Linked DNA regions of Homo sapiens: region 1 is linked to region 2. Evidence: chromatin loops called from intact Hi-C (ENCODE). Cell type or tissue: GM12878. All regions are shown on one strand. Each heading gives the region's core, and the rest is flanking DNA. Links, peaks and the distances in the headings are about the cores only.

Region 1 (10,258 bases), core at 3,488-5,987, 150 kb before region 2:
TAAAATATTATTAGCATACTTTCATGTAAACACCATATAAAGTCTCTTGAAAAACTATGGCCAAACTCAAACCAGAGGTCCACATAATCATTTTAGAATTCCTTAAACGCAATACTGTTGTTTATACATTTAAAGTACATTGCTTAGGCCGGGCGCAGTGGCTCATGCCTGTAATCTCAGCACTTTGGGAGGCTGAGGCGGGTGGATCACCTGAGGTCAGGAGTTCGAGACCAGCCTGCCCGACATGGTGAAACCCCATCTCTACCAAAAATACAAAATTTATCTGGGCATAGGGTCATGCGCCTGTAATCCCAGCTACTCAGGAGGCTGAGGCAGGAGAATTGCTTGAACCCGGGAGGCAGAGGCTGCGGTGAGCTGAGATTGCGCCACTGCACTCCAGCATGGGCAACCTAGGGAAACTCCATCTCAATAAATAAATAAATAAATAAAGTACATTGCTTAAAGAAAGCCATACTTAATCAGGGAAAAGGAAAAATTCTGAAAACAGCTTTCAGAAGTATCCTGATAAACTACCAAGTTTGATAAGATGAATAATTCTACTTGTATAATAGGGCATTTCGTGTAACAACTAATACAACATTATTAATTTAAAGGTCAAACAGGCCAGGCACAGTGGCTCACGCCTATAATCCCAGCACTTTGCGAGGCCAAGGTGGGCGAATGACGAGGTCAGGAGTTCTGAGTGGCCTGGCCAACATGGTGAAACCCCGTCTCTACTAAAAATACAAAAAATTAGCTGGGCATAGTGCAGGCGACAGAGTGAGACTCTGTTTCAAAAATAAATAAATAAATAAATAAATAAAAATAAAGTTCAAACAATTGATTTGGAGTAAGGGGGAAGGGTATGGAGACTGTTCCACTTCCCTGTTTACAGATTCAAGTAGTTACACAAGACCTTCTGAGATCTAAGATGCAGTAGCTTTTTCTTAATTTGGTGGAAAGAGGGTTTTAAAACACTGTTGATAACAGAACCACCTTTATTCCTTTTTCTCTGTTTAAGTAAAATAGAAAGTCTCCCAAATAGATTTCAGGTCAATATGCTTTTCCTCAAAAATACAGTCAAGAGACTTCAGGATTTTATAAATATTCACATATTCACATAAAGTTTTCCCCCCTTTTAAATTTTTTCTGCCTTCCTCTTACATATTTCAAAGTACATTTTTCTTCTCCAGAATAATTATCCCCATCCTTTAACCTGGGAGTTAGAGGAATTTTCCACTGCAAATGTTGCTGTCTAGCTACTGTGCCCATAAATTATGTTTCTAAAGCATTGATTCTCAATGATTTCCAAAGTCGTATTCACTCCATGCTCCGAGGGTCAGACAACTTTTGGCACATCCTCAAACCTTGAAAGTAACATGGAGTTAATTCCCATGTTTATGAGACATTTGTTGCCTCCACTGTCTTCCTCAATGTGTGTGAGCTCACTCCTTTGGTGTGGAATATCTAAGAAAAGAAGGTGAGAAGGAAAAATCAGGAAATGACAATACCTTATATTTCTATGTGTTAACAAGGAGTTCCAAATACTTTTATATTATAATGCTGCATTTGTCTTTGCAACTTCCCTGTGAATGTGTCAGGGAGAGCTAAGGGGAAAGACTGGGACAATCATTTAACCTTTCAGTTTCATTATATCTTACCTGGGAATAACAATACAGGCTTGACATATTTTGGTTCTCTGAAGATAGAGTTAATAATAAATGTAATACATGAATCCATTCTCCTTTTAAAAAGTCAGAATTGGCCGGGCATGGTGGTTCATGCCTGTAATCCCAGCACTTTGGGAGGCCAAGGCAGGTGGATCACCTGAGGTCAGGAGTTCTAGACCAGCCTGGCCAACATGGTGAAACCCCATCTCTACTAAAAATACAAAAATTAGCCAGGCGTGGAGGCAGGCGTCTGTAATCCCAGCTACTCAAGGGGCCGCAGCAGGAGAATCGCTTGAACCCAGGAGGCGGAGGTTGCAGTGAGCCTAGATAGCGCCACTGCACTCCAGCCTGGGGAAGTGAGACTTCGCCTCAAAAAAAAAAAAAAAAAAAAAAGTCAGAATAGGGCAGGCACAGTGGCTCACACCTGTAATCTCCACACTTTGGGAGGCTGATGTGGGAGGATTGCTTGAGCTCAGGAGTTCAAGACCAGCATGGGCAACATTGTGAGACCTCGTCTCTATCAAAATTCAAAAAAATTAGATACGTGTGGTGGCGCATGTAGTTCCAGCTACTCAGGGGGGCTGAGGTAAGAGGATCGCTTGAGCCTGGGAGGTTGAGGTTGCACTGGGCCCTGATCATGCCACTGCACTCCAGCCTGGGCAACAGAGCAAGACCCTGTACCCCCCCCCAAAAAATGTTTTTTTAATCAGAACATTGGCCAGGCACAGTGGCTCACACCTGTAATCCCAGCACTTTGGGAGGCCGAGGCGGGCGGATCACGAGGTCAGGAGATCAAGACCATCCTGGCTAACACAGTGAAACTACTAAAAATACAAAAAATTAGCCGGGCGTGGTGGCAGGCACCTGTAGTCCCAGCTACTTGGGAGGCTGAGGCAGGAGAATGGCGTGAACCCGGCAGGCAGAGTTCGCAGTGAGCCGAGATCATGCCACTGCACTCCAGCCTGGGTGACAGAACGAGACTCTGTCTCAAAAAAAAAAAAAAAATCAGAACATTAAAAAGATGAAGCTAAAGTCTTTGTATTAGTCATGATTCCCCAGAGAAACAGAACCACTGTGTGTGTGTGTGTGTGTGTGTGTGTGTGTGTGTGTGTGTGTGTGTTAAGGAATTGGCTCACGTGATCATGGAGGCTGAAAAGTCCAAAGATCTGCAGTTGGCAAGCTGGAGACCAAGGTGAGTCAATGGTGTGGTTCCACTCTGAGAGCCAGCACAAGACCCAACAAGAGCTAATATTTCCGTTTGAGTCCAAAGGCAGAAAAAGACCAATGTCTCAGTTCAAGCAGTCAAGTAGTAGGAACTACCCGTTACTCTTGAGAGGGTCAGCCTTTTTGTTCTATTCAGGCCTTCAACTGATTATATGAGGCCCACCCACACTGGGGAGGGCCATCTGCTTTACTCAGTCTACCAATTCAAATGTTAATCTCCTCCAAAAACACCCTCACAGACACACCAAGAATAATGTTTGACCAAATATCTAGGTACACTTTGACCCAATCAAGTTTGCACATAAAATTAACCATCACTGGCCGAGCTTGGTGGCTCACTCCTGTAATCCCAGCACTTTGGGAGGCCAATGCGGGCAGGTCACCTGGGTTCAGGAGTTCGAGAGCAACCTGGCCAACATGGCAAAACCCCGTCTCTACTAAAAATACAAAAAAAAAAAAAAAAATAGCTGGGCATGGTGTTGCACGCCTGTAGTCCCAGCTACTTGGGAGGTTGAGGCAGGAGAATCACTTGAACCTGGGAGGTGGAGGTTGCGGTGAGCCGAGGTCATGCCACTGCACTCCAGCATGGGCAATAGAGTGAGACTCCGTCTCAAAAAAAAAAAAAAAATTAACCATCACAGTCCCCTTGGCCACCATCCCAACCTGCTTCTTTCCCTTCTTTCCATAGATAATCATTTTTTAGGTTGGTACACATCCTTCCCGACAAATATTTTAAATACTTCTACTTAAGTAGGCATAGAATTGGTATTTTAAATACTAATTTGCGTAGGTGGGTATGATGACGGGCACCTGTAATCCCAGCTACTCGGGAGGCTGAGACAGGAGAATCACTTGAACCCGGGAGGCAGAGGTGGCAGTGAGCCAAGATTGTGGCACTGCACTCCAGCCTGGGCAACAAGAGTGGAACTCCATCTCAATAAATAAATAAATACATACATACATACCAATTTGTTTATAAGCCTAAAGTATAGAACATAGTATTGTATCATAGTGTTTGACATAAATCGTGTCATACTGTACATACCCTTTTGTGACATGTGCTTTTCATTCAACATTATGTTTTAGAGATTTATCCCTGTTGATACATATAATACTTCATGATTATTAACTACTGTATAGTGTTCTATTACATGAATGAGCTACATTTTATTTAGTCATTCCCCCACTGATAGACACAGAAATTGTTTATTTTTCACAGCTAACAACCGTTCTATAGTAAACATCCTTGTGTACCTGTGGGTGTGTTTCTCTACCTAGAAGTGCAATGTATGTAATTCTTTCAATAGGAGACAACTAGTTTAATAAAAACTGAATGTAACATTTTAAGTTAGTCTTTTTTCTTTGTGTGTAAACTTGTGAATTGTTACTTTTTTTTTTCTTTTTTTTTTTTGAGACGGAATCTTGCTCTAGTCGCCCAGGCTGGAGTGCAATGGCACGATCTTGGCTCACTGCAACCTCTGCCTCCCGGGTTGAAGCGATTCTCCTGCCTCAGCCTCCCAAGTAGCTGGGATTACAGGCGCCCACCACATTTTTGTATTTTTAGTAGAGACGGGGTTTCGCCATGTTGGCCAGGCTGGTCTTGAACTCCTGACCTTGTGATCCGACCCCATCAGCCTCCCAAAGTGCTGGGATTACAGGCGTAAGCTACCATGCCCGGCTGAATTGCTACCTTTTGATGGAGAGCCTATGGATAGACACACTAAGAGACCAGCTACCCACCCAAACAGGGCTTTGCAGAGAGGCTGTAGTTTGGAGGGATTTGACATAATTCAGGGTTCACAACTCACTTCTGCAAATCCAGCGTCTAATTTCTGTCAGTGCACTAATTGGTAACCCTGTTTACAGTATCCAGGCACCATTGAAGCCACCTTAGGAATAAGAAAGTAGATTTTGGGCCAGGCGCGGTGGCTCACGCCTGTAATCCTAGCACTTTGGGAGGTCGAGGCTGGCAGATCATGAGGTCAGAAGACTGAGACCATCCAGGCTAACACGGTGAAACCCCATCTCTACTAAAAAAAAATACCAAAAAAATTAGCCGGGTGTGGTGGCGGGCGCCTGTAGTCCCAGCTACTCGGGAGGCTGAGGCAGGAGAATGGCGTGAACCCGGGAGGTGGAACTTGCAGTGAGCCGAGATCACGCCACTGCACTCCAGCCTGGGCAACAGAGTGAGACTCCGTCTCAAAAAAAAAAAAAAAAGAAAGTAGATTTTGGAGCTGGGCATAGTGGCATGCGGCTATAATCCCAGCTACTTGAAAGGTTGAGGCAAGAGGATGATTGAAGCCACGAGTTCAAGACCATCCTGGGCAACATAGGAATACCCCCATCTCTACAAAATATTTTTTTAGTTAACCAGGTGTAGGGATCCACGCCTGTAGTCCTAGAAACTTGGGAGGCTGAGGTAGGATGATTGCTTGAACCAAGGAATTCAAAGCATTACGTAGGTTTTATACAAAAATTTCTTCTCAAAGTCATTGGAATCACACAAGATTATTTGAGCTTTTTGGTGGTGCCTATGACTCCTAAATTTAGTTGTCATTTATAAGCACAAGCTTTGATTTTTCAGAGCTCACAAATAAGCACAAGCTTTGATTTTTCAGAGCTCACAAATTGAAATACTGATTTACATTTTTGTTTTGTTTTTTGATACAGGGTCTCACTCTGTCAACTAGGCTGGAGTGCAGTGGCACAATTATGGCTCACTGCAGCCTTGACCTCCTAGGCTCAAGTGATCCTCCCACCTCAACATCCCAAGTACTTGGGACTACAGGCACGTGCCACCATTCCCAGCTTTTATTTTTATTTATTTATTTATTTTAGAGATGAGGTTCCAGGCTGGTCTCCAACTCCTGGGCTCAAGTGATCCTCCCACCTTGGCCTCCCAAAGTGCTTGGATTACAAGCAGGAGCCACTGCTCCCAGCCAAAATACTCATTTACTGTTTTTCTTGTTGTCGTTTTTCTTTGTTTGTATGTTTTTTCTTTCTTTCTTTCTTTTTTTTTTTTTTTTTTTGAGACAGCCTTGCTCTGTCACCCAGGCTGGAGTGCAGTGGCATGATCTTGGCTCACTGCAACCTCCACCTCCGGGGTTTGAGTGATTCTTCTGCCTCAGCCTCCCAAGTAGCTGGGACTACAGGTGTGTGCCGCCACACCCGGCTAATTTTTGTATTTTTAGTAGAGATGGGGTTTCACCATATTGGCCAGGCTGGTCTCGAACTCCTGACCTCGTGATCCGCCCACCTCTGCCTCCCAAAGTGCTAGGATTACAGGCGTGAGCCACTGCGCCCGGCCTCATTTACTGGTTTTTAGGCCTATGTATAAGTGCACAAAATCCCTCATTTAGTAACTAGATACTGTTATCCCTATTTTACAGATGTGGAAACTGAGGCTCAAAAAGAGGTTAAGGAAAGTGGGGCACAGTGGCATGTGTCTGTAATCTCAGGTACTCAGGAGGCTGAGGCAGGAGAATTGCTTGAGCCCAGGAGTTTGAAACTAGTCTGGGCTGGCCGGGCTAGCCTCAAGAGGCGGAGATTGCAGATAGCACCACTGCACAAAAGAAACTAATCTGGGCAACATAGTGAGAACCTATATTAATTTTTTTTTGAGACAGGGTCTCACTCTGTTGCCCAGGCTGAAGGGCAGTGGTGTGATCTCTGCTCACTGCAACCTCCACCTCCTGGGCTCAAGCTATTCTCCCACCTCAGCCTCCCAAGTAACTGGGACTACAGATGCCCGCCACCACACCTAGCTAATTTTTGTATTTTTTGGTAGAGAGGGGGTTTCACCATGTTGGCCAGGCTGATCTCAAACTTCTGACCTCATGTGATCCACCAGCCTCAGCCTCCCAAAGTGCTGGGATTACAGGTGTGAGCCACCGTGCCTGGCCAAAAAAATTTTTTTCTAAGGTAAAGGGAATTTCCTTTTGGTCATATATCTCGGGAAATAATGGAGCCAATTCCATCCCAGGTCTGTTTGATTTCAAGCCCAGCACTTTCTCCAGAGTACCCTGTAGCCTTGCATGGTATATTTTCTTTCTCTATCCCTAACTGATCTTGTGACAATGTGTATGAAAGTGCTTTGATGCCAGGCACAATGGCACATGCCTGTAGTCCCAGCTACTCGGGAGACTGAAGCAGAAGGATCACTTGAGCCCAGGATTCAAGGCTGTAGCATGCTATGATTGTGCCTATGAATAGCCACTGAATGCCAGCCTGGGCAACATAGTGAGATCCCATCAAGAAAGTGAGAAAGGAAAGAGAGAGAGAGAGAGAGAGAGAAATAAAGAGAGAGAAAGAGAAAGAAAGATGGTGCAGATGGTGCATGTCTGTAATCCCAGCACTTTGGGAGGCTGAGGCAGACAGATCACAACATAGCGAGACCCCATCTCTACAAAAAATACAAAAATTAGCCAGGCGTGATGGTGCGTGCCTGTAGTCCCAGCTACTTGGGAGGCTGAGGTGGAAGGATCACTTGAGTCTGGGAAGTTGAGGCTGCAGGGAGCCCTGATCATGCCACTGCACTCCAGCCTGAGTGAAAGAGGGAGACCCTGTCTCAAAAAAAAAAAAAAAAGGAAGGAAGGAAGGAATCCCAGGTACTGGGATTGTCATTGGACCAGGGAGGGAGGGAGGGAGGGAGGGGAAAAGACATAGTAAAGGAATGAGGAGTTTTGAGATATAAAGGGCAAAAGTTACCATTTTTTGAAGACTTACTCTGTGTCAAGCACTGGACTACATACAGTACCTTATCTTTTTTTGACAGAGTCTTGCTCTGTCATCCAGGCTGGAGTGCAGTGGCACGATCACAGCTCACTGTAGCCTCAACCTCCTGGGTTAAAGTGATTCACCTGCCTCAGCCTCCCGAGTAGCTGTGGGACTACAGGCATGCGCCACCACACCCATCTAATTTTTGTATTTTTAGTAGAAACGAGGTTGCACCATGTTGGCCAAGATGGTCTTGAACTCCTGGCCTCAAGTGATCTACCCACCTCGGCCTCCAAAAGTGCCGGGATTACAGGTGTGAGCCACTGTGCCCAGCCCAGTACCTTATCTTTAAACCTCCCATATTATTATCTCGATATTATATATTATTATCTCCATGATATAGGTGAAAAAAATTGAAGTTTAGATAATTTAAATGACTTGTACAAGGAGGTCAGGGACAGAATTAAAACTCAGGTCCATTAGGATGCAAAATTTATGTGATTTCCACTATAACCAAGTGTATTAGTCTATTCTCACGTTGCTATAAGGAAATACCTGAGACTGAGTAATTTATAAAGAACAAATGTTTTATGGACTCACCGTTCTGTGGGGCTGGGGAGGCCTCAAGAAACTTACAATCATGGCAGGAAGCACCTCTTCATAGGGTGGCAGGAGAGAGAATGAGAGCCGAGCAAAGTGGGAAGCCTCTTAGAAAACTGTCAGATCTCATGAGAACTCACTCATTATCACAAGAACAGCATGCGGGAACTGCCCTCATGATTCAATTATCTCCACCTGGTCCCGGCCTTGACACATGAGGATTATTACAATTCAATGTACGATTTGGGTGGGGACACAAAGCAAAACCATATCCTTCTGCCCCTGGCCCCTCCCAACTCTCATGTCCTCACATTTCAAAACACAATCATACCCTTCCAACAGTCCCCCAAAATCTTTTTTTTTTTTTTTGAGATAGGGTCTCACTGTGTCACCCAGGCTGGAGTCCAGTGACATGATCTCGGTTCACTGCAACCTCTGCCTCCCGGGTTCAAGCAATTCTCCTGCCTCAGCCTCCCAAGTAGCTGGGACTACAGGCATGTGCCACCATGCCAGGCTAATTTTTTGTATTTTTATGTAAAGATGGAGTTTCACCATGTTGGCCAGGCTAGTCTTGAACTCCTGACCTTAGGTGATCTGCCCGCCTTAGCTTCCCAAAGTGCTGGGATTACAGGCGTGAGCCACTACACCTGTCCTGAGTCCCCCAAAGTCTTAACTCATTCCAGCACTAACCCAAAAGTCCAAGTCCAAAGTTTCATCTAAGACAAGGCAAGTCCCTTCCGCCTAGAAGCCTGTAAAATAGCAAGTTAGTTACTTCCCTGATATGGTGGGAGTACAGGTGTTGGGTAAATACACCCATTCCAGGTGGGGCACGGTGGCTCACACCTGTAATCCCAGCACTTTGGGAGGCCGAGGTGGGTGGATCACCTGAGGTCGGGAGTTTGAGACCAGCCTGACCAACATGAAGAAACACTGTCTCTACTAAAAATACAAAATTAGCCAGGCATGGTGGCATATGCCTGTAATCCCAGCTATTCAGGAGGCCAAGGCAGGAGAATCACTTGAACCCAGGAGGTGGAGTTTGCGGTGAGCCGAGATTGCGCCATTGTACTCCAGCCTGGGCAGAGCGAAACTCTGTCTCAAAAATAAATAAATAAATAAAATAAAAAATAAAAATACACCCATTCCAAATGGCAGAAATTGACTAAAATGTGGCTACAAGCCCCATGCAAGTCCGAAATCTAATAAGGCAGTCATTAAATCTTACAGTTCCATAATGATCTCCTTTGACTCCATGTCTCACATCCAGGTCATGCCGATGCAAGAAGTGGGCTCCCATGGCCTTGGGCAGCTCCACCCCCATGGCTTTGCAGGGTATAGCCCCCCACCCCCCCGCCCAGGTGCTTTCATAGGCTGGCATTGAGGGTCTGCAGCTTTTTCCAGGCATATGGTGCAAGCTGTCAATGGATCTACCATTCTGGGGTCTGGAGGATGGTGGCCCTCTTGTCACAGCTCCACTAGGCAGTGCCCCAGTGGGAACTCTGTGTGGGGGATCCCACCCCATATTTCCCTTCCACACTGCCCTAGCAGAGGTTCTGCATGAAGTCTCCACTCCTGCAGCAAAATTCTGCATAAACATCCAGGCATTTCCATACATCCTCTGAAATGTAGGCAGAGGTTCCCCAACCTCAGTTTTTGACTTCTATGCACCCACAAGCTCAACACCACATGGAAGCTGCCAAGGGTTGGGACCTGCACCCTCTGAAGCAATGGCTGGAGCTGTACCTCGGCCCCTTTTAGCCATGGGTGGAGTGGCTGGGACATAGGGCACCAAGTCCCAAGGCTGCACACAGCAGCTGGGCCCTGGACCTGCCCCAGGAAACCATTTTTCCCTCCTAGGCCTCCAGGCCTGTGATGGGAGGGGTTGTCTTGAAGGTCTCTAACGTGCCCTGGAGACATTTTCCCCATTGTCTTGGTGATTCACATTTGGCTCCTGGTTACTTATGCAAATTTCTGCAGCCAGCTTGAATTTCTCCCCAGAAAATGGGTTTTTCTTTTCTACTGTATCATCAGGCTGCAAATTTTCCAAA
Region 2 (10,258 bases), core at 4,660-7,159:
GGAAGGCAGAGGTTGCAGTGAGCCGAGATTGCGCCACTGCACTCCAGCCTGGGCAACAGAGTGAGACTCCGTCTCAAACAACATATATATATCTATATGTCTATATATATATATCTGCAAAAACCCTGATATGATATTTAACAACAATAACAAAAGTTGTGCATTAACCATGGCCAAGTGGAATTCATTCCAGAAATGTAAGAGATGGTTCAGTATAATGAACTATATTAATTGTATAGTATTATATTAATAGATGAAAGGTAGAAAACTACATGATCCTCTTGATATATGCCAAAAAAGGCATCTGATAAGTTCAATGTTTATTTATGATAATAGTTTTTAAAAACCTTAGTAAAACAGGCCCAGATGGATATTGTGTTAACATGAGAAAAAACAGACTTTAAACAAAAAGCCAACGTCATCCTTTAGTATACATTTTTTTCTGAACAGCCTCCTGTCTGCTCTTCCATGGCTTGAGTAGCAAAAAGCAACTGAGTAAGCCCTAAAGCAAACGGTTACTATTTAGAATTTAAACAAAAATCTTGGCCAGGTGCGGTGACTCACACCTGTAATCCCAGCACTTTGGGATGCCCACGCAGGCAGATCACCTGAGATCAGGAGTTCGAGACCAGCCTGGCCAATGTGGTGAAACCCAGTCTCTACTAAAAATGCAAAAATTAGCTGGACGTGGTGATGGGAAAAAAAAAAATTGGCCGGGTAGCAGGGTGTGGTGGCACATGCCTGTAGTCTCAGCTATTCAGGAGGCTGAGGCAGGAGAATGGCTTGAACCCAGGAGGTAGAGGTTGCAGTGAGCCGAGATCGCGTCACTGCACTCCAGCCTGGATGACAGAGTGAAACTCCGTCTCAAAAAAAAAAGGGAAACCACAAGGGTCAGAGCATGAACAGGCTTACATGATGCCATCACTAGGATAGATGAGGTGGTCGATACTAGCATAGCTAAGGGTCTCAGCTCTTAGCCCTCATTTTTCTTCTTTCTTTCTCTTTCTTTCTTTTTTCTTTCTTTCTTTCTTTCTTTTTCTTTCTTTCTTTCTTTCTTTCTTTCTTTCTTTCTTTCTTTCTTTCTTTCCTTCCTTCCTTCCTTCCTTTCTTTCCTTCTTTCTTTCTTTCTTTTTCTTTCCTTCCTTCCTTCCTTCCTTCCTTTCTTTCCTTCTTTCTTTCTTTCTTTTTCTTTTCTTTCTTTCTTTTTTGTTTCTTTCTTTCTTGACAGAGTTTCACTCTTATCACCCAGGCTGGAGTGCAATGGCTCGATCTCGACTCATTGCAACCTCCGCCTCTAGGATTCAAGCCATTCTCCTGCCTCAGCCTCCCGAGTAGCTGGGATTACAGGCACCTGCCACCATGCCTGGCTAATTTTTTTGTATTTTTAGTAGAGACAGGGTTTCATCATGTTGGCCAGGCTGGTCTCGAACTCCTGACCGCAGGTGATCCGCCCGCCTCAGCCTCCCAAAGTGCTGGGATTACAGGCGTGAGCCACTGCGCCCAGCCAGCCCTCATTTTTCTTACCTAGGTTTTTACTATTTGGTTTCCTAGTTTATTTTTTTTTATTAATTTTTTTTTTAAGAGATAGAGGTCTTGCTACATTGCCCAGGCTGGTCTTGAACACCTGGACTCAGGCTTAAGTGATCCTCTGGCCTCGGATTCCCAAAGTGCTGGAATTACAGGCGTGATCCGCTGTGCCAGGCTGGTTTGCTTGTTTAAACGACATGCTTTAACTTTCACCTTTTACCTGTGCGTAATCATTGAGCTTATTCTTCTACATTTCTTCTTTGCTCCCATTTTTAATTGTATTTCTACTTTGCCAGAGAGCATTCGTCAGCACTTATTCTTACATTTGTTTTAGTCTTAGATTTATATAATTGAACATGTTCAATCCTTAAGATCTGTTTTTTTGGCTAAAATTTTGCAATCATCTTTTAGTTGTATGAAACTTGACCCCTAGTAGAATCCTCAGAAAGAGTCCTTGAATACAAAATTACTTGAGTTCTTGAAAGTTTAAAGATGGAATCTTTGGCTCACACTTTTTTTCTTTTTTTTCTCTGATATGTCTGAGTCTTCTGAAACTCAGACTTTTTAAAAGCTTGAGTTTCTTCAAGAGGTTTCTTCACTGTTATCTTACTTTCTATAATTCTGTCAAGTAGTTTGATGCCAACTGATTTTCTTTTCCTGTAGGTCACTTGAGTGTTTTATTTGTTTATTTTGCCTATAGAGTCAAAGGATTTTTTTTCTAATCACTATTGTCTGTTTTACTGAGCTATGTCTCAGAGTTGATTGTCAGTATCCTCAAGTACACAGCAGGATCTTTAAATATGTAGAAGTGGATGTTGCTTTATTTCTAGAAAGTTTTGTTTAAGTTATAATTTTAAATATTATAACAGTTCTGTTCCATTGTTTGTTTTGTTTTTGTTTTTTTGAGACAGAGTCTCACTCTATTGCCCAGGCCAGAGTGCAGTGGCACGATCTCAGCTCACTGAAACCTCCATCCGCTGGGTTCAAGCAATTCTCCTGCTTCAGCCTCCCGGGTAGCTGGGATTACAGGTATGCGCCACCACGCCCGGCTAATTTTGTATTTTTTTTTTTTAGTAGAGATGGGGTTTCTCCATGTTGGTCAGGCTGATCTTGAACTCTTGACCTCAGGTGATCTGCCCACCTTGGCCTCCCAAAATGCTGGGATTACAGACGTGAGCCACCGTGCCCGGCTGTTTTTTTTTTTTTTTTTTTCTTAAGAGCTTTCAGGCCAGGCTCGGTGACTCACGCCTGTAATCCCAACTCTACTAAAAACACAAAAATTGAGTGGGCGTGGTGGCTCTCGCCTGTAATCCTAGCTTCTCGGGAGGCTGAGGCAGGATAATTGCTTGAACCTGGGAGGTGGAGGTTTCAGTGAGCCGAGATCACGCCACTGCACTCCGGCCTGGAGACCGAGCGAGACTGTCAGTTTACTCTTTGCCCCTTTAATTTGTTTTGGTTGTCTTGGTTCTTTTTTATTCACATTCTTTCTTTCCTTTTATGGCATTTTTCAATGACACCAATTCTCCCTTGGGCACCTTGTAATTTAGTTTTCTCTTCTGAGATGATTTCGTCTTTTTCTGCAATTTCTTTCCTGAGTTCAGTCAGCATGCCACATGTTCCTGTTGTTTGTTTCTATTGTGTGTGTGTGTGTGTGTGTGTGTGTGTGTTTTGAGACAGAGTCTAGCTCTCTCACCCAGGCTGGAGTGCAGTGGCACAATCTTGGCTCACTACAGCCTCCACTTCCCAGGCTCAAGCAATTCTCCTGCCTCAGCCTCCCGAGTAGCTGGGATTACAGGTGCACGCCACCACACCCGGCTAATTTTTGTACTTTTAGTAGAGATGGGGTTTTACCATGTTGGCCAGGCTGGTCTAGAACTCCTGGGCTCAAACGATCCACCCGCCTCAGCATCCCAAAGTGCTAGGATTATAGGTGTGAGCCACTGTGCCCAGCCTTAAATTTTTGATTCGCAGTAGTCTTTCATATCTGCAATTGCTTGTTTAATTATATTTATGTTTTTCTCTGCTTTACTATTCTTGTCTTTTTTTTGGAGGATATTTATTTTCATCAGCTGAAAAGTTCTGGTTCTTGCTTTTTTACCCCCTTATAGTAATTCTGTGAAGATAATCATTTTCTGATTATTGTAAAGTATCCTGGATTTTCCTGATTCGGTGATAATGTTTTGATTGATTCTATATGAAGAAAAGGATTCAGATACCTTATTTGGTTTATTGGCTCAAGAGCACCCTCTTCTGTTGATACAATAAAGTATAGTGTCTCTAATAAATTATACTTTTGGAGGGAAGGATCATTTGATCTTCTGAATGCTATTCCTCCAATGGCTACTTCTTCATGTCTTGCCTTCACAAGACTACTGTCTCTTGTACTGTGCAATTTTTAGGCTTCTTCCTTTTTTTTTTTTTACGCATCTTTCTTTCTTTCTTTTTGAGATGGAGTCTTTCTCTGTTGCCCAGGCTGGAGTGCAGTGGCACGATTATGGCTCACTGCAAACTCTGCCTCCCAGATTCAAGTGATTCTCCTGCCTCAGCCTCCTGAGCAGCTGGGACTACAGGCGTGCACCACCAGGCTCAGTTAATTTTTGTATTTTTAGTACAGACGGGATTTCACCATGTTGTCCAGGCAGGTCTTGAACTCTTGACCTCAGGTGATCCACCTGCCTCAGCCTCACAAAGTGCTGGGATTTCAGGCGTGAGCCACTACACCCGGCCAACACATCTTTCAAATAACACCTTTCCGGCCAGGTGCAATGGATCACGCCCGTCATCCCAACACTTTAGGAGGCCGAGGTGGGTGGATCTTCTGAGGTCAGGAGTTCAAGACCAGCCTGGCCAACATGGTGAAACCTGTTCTCTACTAAAAATACAAAATTAGCCGGGCGTGGTGGCACATGCCTATAATCCCAGCTACTCGGGAGGCTGAGACAGGAGAATGGCTTGAACCCAGGAAGCAGAGGTTGCAGTGAGTTGAGATCGAGCCATTGCACTCCAGCCTGGGCAACAAGAGTGAAACTCTGTCTCAAAACAAAAACAAAAAACAAATAACGCCCTTCCTTTTGATTCTTAGTGCTCTGATCCATCAGGTCTCAAACTCGTTCTTAGTTTTAATTAGGGTGGGACTTTCTTCAGAGTGTGAACCCTATGTGGTATTATCATGAGAGAAGAGAAGACTCTTCTCTCACAATTTCTGCCTCATATTTCAAATAAATGGAACTATATAATATGTGGTCTTTTGTGACTGATTCTTTCACTTAGCATAATTTCTTTGAGATTCATCCATGTTGTAGCATGTATCAGTACTTCATTCTTTTATATGGCCAAATAATATTCCATTTAATGGAATAAGTGGAATATTTGGTATAAATATATCACATTTTGTTTATTCATTCATTAGTTGATGGACATGTAGATTGTTTCCATTTTTTCCAAAGTAGCTGGATTATTTCACATTCTCATCAACAATATGTAAAGTTTCCCATTTCTCCACATTCTCAGCAACACTTGTTATTGTCTTTTTTGGGCAAAGAAAATCACTTTATTCTAATTAACTCACAAACAAAACAAAACAAAAAAATTACAACAGCTGGTTTAAGGAGGCCACACAAACATTTGACACGCCCCAAATTCTATACTATCTTAATGAAATTCTACCAAATAAGAACACCCTCTTCTATTGCAATTCTGAAGCAAGAAAGTAATGAATGACAGAGGATTGGTTTCACTGACGGTTTTACACTTTATACCTTCACTATTAAATATATATTATATATATACTTTTTTTTTTTGAGACAGATTTTGCTCTTGTTGCCCAGGCTGGAGTGCAATAGCATGATCTCGGTTCACCACAACCTGCAGCTCCTGGGTTCAAGTGATTCTCTTACCTCAGCCTCCCGAGTAGCTGGGATTACAGGCATGCGCCAGCACGCCCGGCTCATTTTTCGTATTTTTTTTTTTTTTAGTAGAGACGGAGTTTCTCCATGTTGGTTAGGCTGGTCTCGCACTCCCCACCTCAGGTGATCCGCCTGCCTCGGCCTCCCAAAGTGCTGGGATTACAGGCGTGAGCCACCACGCCCGGCTATCAATTATGTTTTTATGCTAAATTAACTTAGTTGTGAGAGCTGATTTTCCATTTCTTCAATTTGAACTTCTTGATTAGATAAATCCATTTGCAAGTCTGCACTGTTTCACCACCTCATGGAAACCCTCACAGAACTTTATGTCTCCCTGATTCTGGGCACATTCCAAAAACCATTTTATCTCATACAAGAAAGCCTACTGCTGCTGTGCCGGGTGGGTTCCCTGAGGCTTCTGGTAAGTGATGTCACCACTTGGGGGCTCAGCATTATTTACTCCACTGAAGCTCCCACTGATGGCATGACCCAGTATGTGCCCCACAGCAGAGTCCACAGCCATGCCAGCTGCAGTGATTGCCGCCCGGGCCATCAGACCTGGCTGCCGCGGAGTGCAGCAGCAGGAGAGCCAGCTGCAGAGGGTGGGGCTGCTGCTAGTGGCTGAGCTGCTGGTGCTGGCCTGGGTGTAGTTCTTATCTGAGGTTCTCAGCTGGCTAGAGGGGCCACGTGGGAGGTGCAGTTTCAGCTTCCACGTGACGTTGCAAATGTGCTGCGGCTCAGCGTCTAGACTTGTGAAACTCTATCTTTCTAAAATTATAGCCATTCTTCTGCATGTAAAATGGTATCTCGTGGTTTTGGTTTGCATTTCCTTAGTGATTAGTGATGTTGAACATCTTTATTTTATTTAGTCATTTATTTTTGAGATGGAGTTTTGCTCTGTCACCCAGGCTGGAGTGCAATGGCTCAATCTCGGCTCACTGCAACCTCGGCCTCCCAAGTTCAAGCGATTCTCCTGTCTCAGCCTCCCAAGTAGCTGGGATTACAGGCGCCCGCCACCATGCCAGGCTAATTTTTGTAGTTTTTAGTAGAGACAGCGTTTTGCCACGTTGGCCAGGCTGGTCTCAAACTCCTGACCTCAGGTGATCTGCCTGCCTCGGCCTCCCAAATTGCTGGGATTACAGGTGTGAGCAACCATGCCCAGCCTTATTTTTTGTTTTTATGTAGAGATAGTCTCACTATGTTGCCCAGGCTGGTCGTGAACTCCTGGGCTCAAGATATCCTCCCACGTTGGCAGCCCAAAGTGCTGGGATTATAGATGTGGGCCACCACGTCTGGCCCTGAATATCTTTAAATGTCTTTATCAGCCATTTGTATATCTTCTTTGAAGAAATGTCTACTTAAGCCCTTTGCTGTCCCCGCATCCGCCAACTTTTTTTTTTTTTTTTTTTTGAGTAGGAGTCTCACTCTGTTGCCCAGGCTGGAGTGCAATGGGGCAATCTCAGCTTACTGCAACCTCTGCCTCCTGGGTTCAAGCAATTCTCCTGCCTCAGCCTCCCGAGTAGCTGGGATTACAGGTACTGCCACCATGCCCGGCTAATTTTTGTATTTTTAGTAGAGACAGGGTTTCACCATGTTGGCCAGGCTGGTCGCTTTGGCCAGGCTGGTCTCGAACTCCTGACCTCCTGATCCCCCTGCCTTGGCCTCCCAAAGTGCTGAGATTACAGGCGTGAGCCACCGTGCCCGGCCCCTTTGCCCCTTTTTGAAAATTGGGCTTTTTTTTTTGGCTGGGCGTGGTGGCTCTCACCTGTAATCCCAGCACTTTGGGAGGCCAAGGTGGGCAGATCAAGAGGTCAGGAGATCGAGACCATCCTGGCTAACACGGTGAAACCCCATCTCTACTAAAAATACAAAAAATTAGCTGGGCGTGGTGGCAGGCGCCTGTAGTCCCAGCTACTCGGGAGGCTGAGGCAGGAGAATGGCGTGAACCTGGGAGGCGGAGCTTGCAGTGAGCTGAGATCGCACCACTGCACTCCAGCCTGGGTGACAGAGTGAGCCTCCGTCTCAAAAAAAAACAAAAAACAAAAAACAAACAAAAAAAAAAACAAAAAAACAAATTGGGCTTTTTTTTTTTTAAAGATTATTGAATGTTAAGGTTATACATTCTAGATAAAAGTCCCTTGTCAGATATATGGTTTGCAAATATTTTCTCCCATTCTGTAGGTTGTCTTTTTACTTTCTTGATGGTGACTTATGGTGTACAAAAATTTTAAATTTTTATGAAGCCCTATTTATCTATTTTTTTCTTTTGTCATTTGTGTTTTTGATGCTCTATCTAAGAAACTATTTCCTATCCCAGGATCACAAATATTTACTTCTATAATACTTCTATAATTTATTTTTGAATGCTAATTTTGTATCCAGCAATTTGCTAAACTCTCTAATTAATTATAATAATTTACTGTACTTTTTCTTTTTTCTTTTTCTTTTTTTCTTTTTTTTTTTTTTTTTTGAGACGAGGTTTTGCGCTTGTTGCCCAGGCTGTAGTGCAATGGCACAATCTCAGCTCACTGCAACTCCTGCCTCCCGGGTTCAAGGGATTCTCCTGTTTTAGCCTCCCAAGTAGCTGGGATTACAGGCGCCCGCCATCAAGCCTGGCTAATTTTTTGTATTTAGTAGAGGAATTTCGCCATGTTGGTCATGCTGGTTTCGAACTCCTGACCTCAAGGGATCCATCCGCCTCTGCCTCCCAAAGTGCTGGGATTACAAGCATGAGCCACTGCGCCCAGCCCTAATCTTTAATATTTTTACCTTTAATTTTTTTATTTTTTATTGCTGTTTTGTGCCTAGTAAAATATTGAATAGAAATAGTGATAATGGATATCATTGTCTCATTCCTCATTAATAGGGGAAAGCTTTTAATATTTATTCTTTAAGTTTGATGCTTGCTTTAGGTTTCTTTTAAGATTAAGGAAATTCCATTTTGCTATTTTATAAGATTAAATAAATTCTACTTTATTACTACTGACAGTTTTTCTTTTTCTTTTTTGAGACAGGGTCTTGCCCTGTTGCCCAGCCTGGAGTGCAGTGGTACAAACATGGCTCATTGTAGCCTCAACCTCCTGGGCTCAAGTGATCCTCCTCCCACCTCAACCTCCCAAGTAGGTGGGACCACAGGCATGTGCCACCATACCTGGCTAATTTTTGTATTTTTAGTAGAGATGGGGTTTCACCATGTTGGCCAGGCTGGTCTCGAACTCCTGACCTCAGGTGATCCACCTGCTGCCTTCGCCTCCCAAAGTGCTGGGATTACAGGCGTGAGCCAATGCGCCCAGCCAGTTGGTTTGTTTGTTTTCAAATCTGTAGTATCACCTTACAGTTTCTAATTCCTTAAGGAGTATTTAAATAGGGGTTTTAACAGTATCTAGAGTCATAGTGGATGGCAGATGTATTTGTATTGTCTGTTGTTTCTGATGCTTCTTGCTCAATCTTTGTTGTCTCTCACTGTGTGTCTCGTTATCTTTTTTCTTTTTTCTTTTGAGAGAGTCTCACTCTGTTGCCCACGATGGAGCGCAGTGGCTCAATCTCGGCTCACTGCAACCTCTGCCTCCTAGGCTCAAGCAATTTTCATGCCTCAGCCTCCTGAGTAGCTGGGACTGCAGGTGTGCTGGTCTTGAACTCCTGACCTCAAGTGAGCCACCTCCCCGGCCTCCTGAAAGTGCTGGGATTACAGGCACGAGCCACTGTGCCTGGCTCTGGTTATTTATTTATTTATTTATTTATTTATTTATTTATTTATTTTTTGAGACGGAGTCTCGTCCTGTTGTCCAAGCTGGAGTGCAATGGCACGATCTCAGCTTACTGCAACCTCCGCCTCCCGAGTTCAAATGATTCTCCTGCCTCAGCCTTTCAAGTAGCTGGGATTACTGGTACCCACCACCACGCCCAGCTAAATTTTGTATTTTTAGTAGAGACGGGGGTTTCACCATGATGGCCAGGCTGGTCTCGAACTCCTGACCTCGTGATCTGCCCACCTCAGCCTCCCAAAGTGTTGGGATTACAGGCGTAAGCCACCACATCTGGCCCCTGATTATCCTTAGTTATGTGTTGGATATCCTATTTGAAGAATTATTGTTATTATTATTATTGAGATGGAGTCTTGCTTTTGTCGCCCAGGCTGGAGTGCAGTGGCGCGATCTTGACTCACTGCAACTGCATCTCCTGGGTTCAAGCAATTCTCCTGCCTCAGCTTCCCGAATAGCTGGGATTACAGGTGCCTGCCAACATACCCAGCTAATTTTTGTATTTTTAGTAGAGATGGGGTTTCACCATGTTGGCCCGGCTGGTATCGAACTCCTTACCTCCGGTGACCCACCCGCCTTGGCCTTCCAAAGTGCTGGGATTACAGGTGTGAGCCGCTGTGCCCGGTCCTGAAGAATTATTTATAGAAATAATTTGAGACTTGGAATAATATTATCTTTTCCCAGAAAGGATTTTTTTGTTCCTTACCAAGTGCCTGGGGCACTAATAGTATGGGAAGAGTACGGGATTACCTTATTCCAAGTTTAAATCTTGGTATTTTGTGGGCCATTCAAATGATAAATCTGATCTATAGAGGTCATGAAGGCTAATTTACTTCTGGTTCGTCCTTACTACTAGGGTGTAGCTATCTAGTTTCCAAACCCAAAGCAGGGAACAGTACACCTTAGATTCCACCTTTTGTCCCCCAGCCCCATAAACCAACAAATGAGCAGCTCAGCTTCTCACATACCTCTTTGGAATGGTCAAACACCTTAAGGTTAAAAGCTATCCCTGCATGCTATGCTAACCTCTCTGGGTTTCTGGCCTCTCTCTAAGCTTGCCTTAGT

The links. Peaks named below come from ENCODE experiments on the same cell type or tissue, not always from the same donor. Only the 100,000 strongest peaks of a DNase experiment are listed, where the experiment ranks them.
Region 1: a loop joins it to region 2, with 4 times the contacts of the local background. A loop is called at or near these places in 1 of 110 quality-filtered maps.

Annotation. Positions count from the first base shown.
Region 1 is chrX:123,932,034-123,942,291 of GRCh38, reverse strand. No RefSeq gene overlaps it. Among named protein-coding and RNA genes, the nearest start is that of STAG2-AS1, 24 kb to the left of the region's middle. In GM12878, for the core only: no CTCF peak of the experiment used is centred there; no DNase peak of the experiment used is centred there.
Region 2 is chrX:123,780,897-123,791,154 of GRCh38, reverse strand. It overlaps the pseudogene CHCHD2P1. Among named protein-coding and RNA genes, the nearest start is that of THOC2, 53 kb to the right of the region's middle. RefSeq lists an enhancer at 6,155-6,334. In GM12878, for the core only: no CTCF peak of the experiment used is centred there; a DNase peak (open chromatin) is centred at 6,134.